Regions from separate parts of the Homo sapiens genome. Here region 1 is linked to region 2. A link is an interaction called in ENCODE POLR2A ChIA-PET data of the cell type or tissue named here. Cell type or tissue: HepG2. All regions are shown on one strand.

Region 1 (4,000 bases), 1.5 Mb before region 2:
CTCCCAAAGTGCTGGGAATACAAGCGTGAGCCACTGTGCCTGGCTGGGGGAGCCTTTTACACTGTGACCATGGCCAAGCCCCTTATTCTGTCATGCCTTGAGTGAGCAACCTCCCCCCACCCTCATCCCCCTGTGGCCAATACCTCCCTCCAAAAGAGGGATGACTCGACAGACATCCATGATGCTGACCCCAACCCCCTCCCGTCCGGGCTGGAGCTGGCTCCCGCATCTTCTCTGCTGAACCAGCGTGTGCGCTCCATCTCAGCACCATGCCGCAGGCCTCCTCCCTGCCTCCCTCAAGAAGAGTCCTCCCTCTGGACTCTTTGTGCTGCCTCCTATGTTGTGCCAGTGTCCTTCCCGTCCCCCACCCAGAGTGAAGTCATCTGCCTTTCATTCCTGCCCTTTCTGCATTCTCTCCCATGCCAGTTACTGGTATATCTGCAGGGCTTCGAGGCGGCAGTGGCTCTCCCCTTCTGAAATTAAACATCGGATAATGTCACCAGCTCCAAAGCTCTTTCACTGTGTCATCCACCCAGCCTCCCGCCTCCCCAACCACCACCACTTAAATAAAAGCCAGAGAGCCCTTTTGAGCTCGATAAGGTGAAAAATGAGGACGACAGCTGTGGCTTCCACAGTCCCAGTTTTTCCCTGATGAGTATAACAAATACAACTGTCAAAGTTGGTATAATCAAACGTCAGATAAGATCACCAGCTGTTGGGGACTTCTCTGTGTAGGCAGACGGATGTCTTAATAGAGTCAGGATGGTTTGCAGAGCTTATCAGACAGGAGGGATGTGACAGCTGAATAGCCCTTTGCTGGTGAACCAAATAGCTGACCACGTACTCCCCAGAGGGGCCGGAGAAAGGACAGCAAGGGGAGAGGAAGTGATGGGAGCTGAACAGGAAAGGGAGATAAGAGGCCCGGAGAGGATCTAGTCTTGGCTTCTGCTCCAAGTTAGGGAGGCGCACCACACTGTTGGCCTCCCCCTGCAACAGTAACTATCATTTTGGGGCACCTAGCGAGGGACTGGTGAAGGAGTAGTACTGCATGGTTCACATATTTTCAAGGCTCATTTCATCTTTACCATCATCCTGTGAAGTAGGTATTCTTTTTACTCATTTACACAGATGAGGTTTACACAAAAGGGGGCCCAAGGTCACATGGTGGGGAAGGTGGGGGGGCTACCAACCAAGGTGTGTCATCAGAGCCTATGGTTTTAACCCCCTTGTTCAACTGTGGGCTTCTCTTGGGCTTCCTGAGCAGCAGGTCTTGGGGAACAGGAAACCAAGCAGCTGAGATTGCCACCCCCCCACCGCCATTGTCCCTGCATCACTTTGAGTGCAAGTTTCCCGTGACACCCTTGGAATTGGTGTGATGTGTGTCTGGTTCTGTGCTTGGAAGTGTTTGGAGTGGGATGCTCCAGGGGTGCAGTCTCCTGCCCCAGCCAGGCCAGGGGTCTCTGGGCAGAGAAGCATTTTCCTATCTCTTACCCTTCTTGCTCTCCTGGAGCCCTCCCAGCTTTGTACACATGCACAGGGGTCACTGACCTAAAAAGAACGAGGAGCGTGTAGCCCACAGCAGCCTACGGATGTGCTCACTCACAGTGGGTGGGGGTGCTGCCCTTGACTGGCCTTGGCTTGTGGTGGGAGGTCCAGCCAGTGCCTTTTACACTGCAGGAGTGTAATACAGTTTTAGGCATAACTGCCCGCTCTGACTCCAGATCCAGGCCTTACCCTGGCTGTAGGTCTGCCTCTGATGGGAGAAGCAGCTTCTTTCTGCTGCTGCCGCCCCAACGTGAGCCTCTCATGGAGAGTTGGTAGAGACAGCCCACCTTGGCTCTTGTCAGCAGGGCTGGGCCTGCACCTGGCTCTTTGGGGAGAACCTATCTTTTGGGTGTTTTGTTTGTTTGTTTGTTTGTTTCTGAGAAATAACAACTTGAGATTTAAGATCAAGGTGAACTAAACCCTTAGTGCCTGCCCTGATCACCTCCTTGCCTCACACGGCCTGAGGCCTCTGCTTCAGCCCGCACAGTAGAGCCTCCCTCTCCCTGTGCTGTGGTGGTTCTCATTCGTGGAATCCTCACCTTCACCTTCTCATTTTCAAGTATCAAAAGACCTGCCCCCCACTTTTCAAGGCCAGCACAAGTGCCAGCCCTTCTACAAGGTCTTCCCTGATCAGCTATCCAGAAATAATTTTCTGCAGCCTTCTGTTCTGCACGGCATTGGAACCGGCCAGTGTGCAGGGTATGTGTGTCCTTGGAAGGCCTGCCCCTCTGCTGGGCGCTCTGGACGGTGGGGCCCAGCATATCATCAGTCCTCAGTGTGCGCTTGCAGAATTGAACTTGGGGGATTTCCAACCTCTCCCCAGGATACCGCTACGTGATTCTGGATATCCCCCTGCTGTTTGAGACCAAGAAGTTGCTCAAGTACATGAAGCACACCGTGGTAGTATACTGGTGAGTGTGTAGCATGCCCTGGCTGGAAGGGAGGACCATGGGGGTATCTGGGAAACAGCCCACATCATTTTGCACTTTGCCCTTTCCCCACGGGGCGGCCAAGAGGCATGGGGGTTTGGGCAGCAGTGCTCAGGGTCTGTAGAAACCAACCTTTGTGCCTGACGCGGATAGTCCTGGGGGCAGGTGTGGGAAGGGACAGCCCGCGGGCTTCTCTAGTGTTTGGGGAGCGCTCCCCCGCTGACCATTGCAGGCACTTCAGCCCAGATGCCTGGCCTCGCCCTGGGCCACTGTTACTCAGTGGCTCCTTCTTCCTCCTGTAGCACCTTTATTACTTTGCACAGTTTACCTCTCAGTGGGAGGTGGTCAGGACAGGTGTTGATATTCCTATTACTGAAGATAAAATTAAAGAGGGGGCAGTTACAGAATGTGTCCAGGGTCACCCTTTGGCAACACCTGTTACGAACAGAAGGTTTCGTGGAAGGGACTGTCAGCCCAGCTAAGGAAGGCACTTTGTTCTCAGAATTCCCCAGGACACGGAGCCAACCAGAATCCAGGTTTGACAAACAGGAGGATCAACCTGTGGGGGGAAAATGAGTCCCTGTCCCAGTGGGGTGAAAGTAGATGAGTCCGCAGGGTATCTCTGCTACCCAGAAGCTTCCCGGATGCCACCCACAAGTACAGCAGACACATAGGTGGGCACTTGGCTCTGCTGGTATTTTGGGCATAGGTTGGCCCTCAAGGGCCTAAGGCATTGGAGGCTCCCAGCACGCTGGAGGCGGAGCCTGTGGTGCTCAGTGCCCTGAAAATCCCCCTGCCTTTCCCCCTGGGTCCCCATGGGCTGTCGTTGAAAGCCCAGTCTGAATCCCTTGAGCCCAATGCAGGGACGCAGGCATCCTCTCAGCTCCTGCACTGGGCCGTGCTGCCTTATGTGAGTAAACCTGCAGCCTCTTTGGGTTCTTCATTCCCTGTTTGAGAGGCTAACTAAGGTCAGGCAAACCCCACGAAGACCTGGAATTCTCTTTGCCTTAGTAGCACGATTGGAGCTTTGTATTTAGGGATAAAAACATTTTTTTTAAAGGATCTTAGAGGCCGGGTGCAGTGGCTCACGCCTGTAATCCCAGCACTTTGGGAGGCCGAGGTGGGTGGATTACCTGAGGTCAGGAGTTCGAGACCAGCCTGGCCAACATGGTGAAACCCCATCTCTACTAAAAATATAAAAACTAGCCCGGTGTTGTGGCGGGCACCTGTAATCTCAGCCGCTTGGGAGGCTGAGGCCAGAGAATCGCTTGAACCCAGGAGGTGGAAGTTGCAGTGAGCAGAGATTGCACCATTGCACTCCAGCCTGGGCGACAAGAGTGAGCAAAACTCCATCTCAAAAAAAAGGCTGGGTGCAGTGGCTCATGCCTATAATCCCAGCACTTTGGGAGGCCGAGGCAGGTGGATCACCTGAGGTCAGGAGTTCGAGAGCGGCATGACCAACATGGAGAAACCCCATCTCTACTAAAAATACAAAAATTAGCCAGGCATGGTGGTGCATGCCTGTA
Region 2 (4,000 bases):
CATTGCCTCTAACCTGGCACGCCCCAAACCATGACTAAGCAGTTGTTGATACTTCCCCAAGACAACATCATGCAGGAGAAGTTTTGTAACCAAAGGGGAAGGAATTAATTAATGTATGTATGTGAGGTATGAATTGGTTTGGATATACATGTATGGATCGTCTCACCAAGGATACACCAGAAACTGAACATAATGGCTGCCTCCAGGAAGGCAAACTGAGCTGCTAGAGGACAGAGAGAGGAGAGATTTAAAAATTTCACTGGCGAGTACTACATTAGTTTTGAATTTTGTGCCATGTGGGTTTTTTTTTTTTTTTTTTTTTTTTTTTTTGAGACGGAGTCACTCTGTTGCCCAGGCTGGAGTGCAGTGGTGTGATCTCAGCTCACTGCAAGCTCCTCCTCCTGGTTCGTGCCATTCTCTTACCTCAGCCTCCCGAGTAGCTGGGACTACAGGCGCGCGCCACCATGCCCAGCTAATTTTTTTGTATTTTTGGTAGAGACGGGGTTTCACCGTGTTAGCCAGGATGGTCTCAATCTCCTGACCTCGTGATCCGCCCGCCTCGACCTCCCAAAGTGCTGGGATTACAGGCGTGAGCCACCGCGCCTGGCCGCTATGTGGATATCTTATCTATTCAAATAAATAAATGTTTTACAACATGCACAATGTTGTCTTAAGCAAATGCACAATGTTGTTTTAAGCAAATGCAACCTAAAATGTGGATTCAATAGCTTGTTTTCAACTCTGCAGGCACAGCTGGGACAATAAAAGCAGAGATCTGGTTACTACCTTGTAGAAGGACAGAGGGGAAAACAGAGAACCAAATGCCATTTAAAATCTCACCAGGCCGGGCGTGGTGGCTCACACCTGTAATTCCAGCACTTTGGGAAGCTGAGGCGGGTGGATCACCTGAGGTCAGGAGTTCAAGACCAGTCTGACCAACATGGTGAAACCCTGACTCTACTAAAAATACAAAAATTAGCCCAGTGTAGTGGCTCATGCCTGTAATCCCAGCTACTCGGGAGGCTGAGGAAGGAGAATCACTTGAACCTGGGAGGTGGAGGTTGCAGTGAGCCGAGATTGCACCACTGCACTCCAGCCTGGGCCACAAGAGTGAAACTCCATCTCAAAAATAAATACATAAAATATAATAAAATCTCACCAAATGATCATGCCAAACAAGGATCCTGCCTGGGAAAAGACGGGAGTCAGAGAAGCCAGAGGGAGAGAATTGACAGAAAATAAACAGTACCCCCTGGGGAGGTGAGGAAGGGGAGCTCCAGAGGCCCATCCCCCCTCCCAGCATGAGTTTGCATGGGGAGGGGGAAGACATTAAAAGAGAGAGGAGTCGGAGCCTGGTGACTCCCACCCTGTGATGCACAGAAGTTGAAGCCAGAGAGAGAAGGTGGTGCGCAGGAAAACAAGCCGCAGTGCCTGGCTCCACCTCAGCCACTCACGCATCCCCGGCACTTCCCCAATCTGAGACTCAGTTTCTTTGTCTCTACAATGAAGGATTTGGCCCAGACAGATCTCCAAGGTGCCTCACAGCTCTAATATTCTCTGATTTGATGGCTGCAGCCTTCTGCAAATGTGCATAAAATAGATTAGTTTTAGTAGTAGTAAAAACAAAACTGAATATCAGATTTATCATTTTAATTAAATATACTTTACATTCTCAATTTCTAGGGAGCAAAATGCTCCCCCCTCCATCAGTTTTCCCTTTGTGGAAGACATTCATGTGTGACATGCAATTTAAGAAAATGCCAAACCACATTGTAAGATACACAATTAACAAGATCCTAACAGGCATTTCTTAACAGGAAAGTGGGGTTTGGTGGGGTGGGGGAAGAACATAAAAAGGAAATGTCAAGAAGGGGAGGGTCAGGTGGGATCAGGATCCCAGAGAACTGGGGATCAGGCTAGAAAGAACAACGTGCTATTGTCTTTACTCAGCCCTCAGAAGTCACTATCTCTGGAACTCCGTGGAGCTGGGGAGTCTGAAGCGGGTGGTTTGGTTGGTTCCCTCTCCCTGGGTGACATAAAGCAAATTACTCTCTGGACTTTAGAGTGCTCAACTATAAAATGGAACTAAATATACCTACTTTGAGGAATGCTGGGAAAATGTAATAAGATATCTTAAAAGGCTTAGTAAAACAATAAAGTGTAAAGCGCATATACAAACACTGTACTTTTTTTTTTTTTTTTTGAGACGGAGTTTTGCTCTTGTTGCCCAGGCTGGAGTGCAATGATGTGATCTCGGCTCACTGCAACCTCTGCCTCCTGGGTTCAAGCAATTCTCTTGCCTCAGCCTCCCAAGTAGCTGGGATTATAGGTATGCACCACTACGCCTGGCTAATTTTGTATTTTTAGTAGAGGCAGGGTTTTGCCATACTCAAATGATCCATCTGCCTCTGCCTCCCAAAGTGCTGAGATTACAGGCGTGAGCCACTGCGCCCGGCCCAAACACTGTATTTTGGAAACTCAAGTTGGGGTCCAGAATGCCTGGTCCCCCTCTGGTTAGGTATTATGTCCTCTCAGCATGTGTTCCCCTAACATCCTTTCTTTCTGCCATCCTCTTCTCCACCCAGGCATATGGTCCCCACAAAGCAAGAGGAAAGCAACGCCCCTACCCAGAAGGAGCATCATTTCCTGGGCTCTGTGCTCTGTGGCTCCAGATCATTAATTAACAACTGTGGTTGTAAATTACCAGATAAATCTGGGCTGGGGTCGCCAGTAGGATAGATGAGAATCAACAAGAAAAATAAATCTACAGCAGCAGCTCCCTGAGTTTCAGGAAAACCCTACAGCCTGGGGGCAGTCAGGGACTAGTGAGAGAGAAGAGTTTGTGTTTTGGATAAAAACAAAAACAAGGCTGGGCACGCTGGCTCAGGGCTTGATTGCCTGAGCTCGGGAGTTCGAGACCAGCCTGGGCAACATGGCAAAACCTTGACTCTACAAAAAATACAAAAATTACGGCCGGGCACAGTGGCTCATGTCTGTAATCCCAGCACTTTGGGAGGCCGAGGTGGGCAGATTGCCTGAGGTCAGGAGTTCAAGACCAGTCTGGCCAACATGGTGAAACCCCATCTCTACTAAAAATACAAAAAACTTAGCCGGGCGTGGTGGCGTGCCCCTGTAATCCCAGCTACTCGGGAGGCTGAGGCAGGGGAATCGCTTGAACCAGGGAGGTGGAGGTTGCAGTTAGCAGAGATCGTGCCACTGTACTCCAGCTTAGGCAACAGAGCGAGACTCCGTCTCAGAAAAACAAAAACAAAAACAAAAAATACAAAAATTAGCTGGGAGTGGTGGCACCTGCCTACTGAGATTGCACCACTGCACTGCAGCCTGAGTGACAGAGCGAGACCCTGTCTCTTAGAAAAAAAAAAAAAAAAAATCAAGGCCAGTGTGCTAGCTCACACCTGTAATTCCAACACTTTGGAAAGCCAAGGCAGGAGGATCCCTTGAGGCCAGGAGTTCAAGACCAACCTGGGCAACAGAGCAAGACCCTGACTCTATAAAAATAAAAATAATAATTAAATATAATTTTTTTAAAATCTCAGAAATAAAACCAGGAATTCTCCCCCCAACCCATTACCACCATTCTCCCAAAAAGATTCAGGTAAGAGTCAAGTCCCCAGGCTTCTGCCAGTGCTGACAGAACTGTCTCTGTCCCTGCCTTATCAAGCTGGGGCGTCCACTCGGTTGCCCATTATTCCTGACAACAAGAGCAAATACAGACACTCTCAGAGGGCTGAGGAGAGGCTAAGTGGAATAAACCGTGTTTAATCTTTAACGAGAGAAATTGCCTTCCCTTAGCAGAGCCCCACCCAGCAGGCTCTGTGGCCCCTCATAATTCAAGTCCGTACTTAATTAAAAAGGGGAGCATCCTGGACTTTCCCCAACTGGCACCAATTCCATTCTCATCCTTCAGCCTGCTGACATTTGTCCGTTTGTCTCTCTTCAACAGAAAGAGAAAAAAATCAAAAGGAAAAGAAAATGTTAT

What was found. Peaks named below come from ENCODE experiments on the same cell type or tissue, not always from the same donor. Only the 100,000 strongest peaks of a DNase experiment are listed, where the experiment ranks them.
Region 1: POLR2A ChIA-PET joins it to region 2 with 6 read pairs; 1 of 35 experiments calls an interaction of 5 or more read pairs at or near these places.

The regions. Positions count from the first base shown.
Region 1 is chr17:45,028,548-45,032,547 of GRCh38, reverse strand. DCAKD (dephospho-CoA kinase domain containing) reads left to right here. Exons shown (of 5, transcript NM_001288655.2): 4 at 2,369-2,456. Among named protein-coding and RNA genes, the nearest start is that of DCAKD, 21 kb to the left of the region's middle. RefSeq lists an enhancer at 1,992-2,041. In HepG2, no CTCF peak of the experiment used is centred here; DNase peaks (open chromatin) are centred at 1,567 and 2,485.
Region 2 is chr17:43,552,433-43,556,432 of GRCh38, reverse strand. No RefSeq gene overlaps it. Among named protein-coding and RNA genes, the nearest start is that of ETV4, 8.1 kb to the right of the region's middle. RefSeq lists an enhancer at 1,285-1,785. In HepG2, no CTCF peak of the experiment used is centred here; DNase peaks (open chromatin) are centred at 26, 2,002 and 3,742; H3K4me3 peaks cover 493 bases.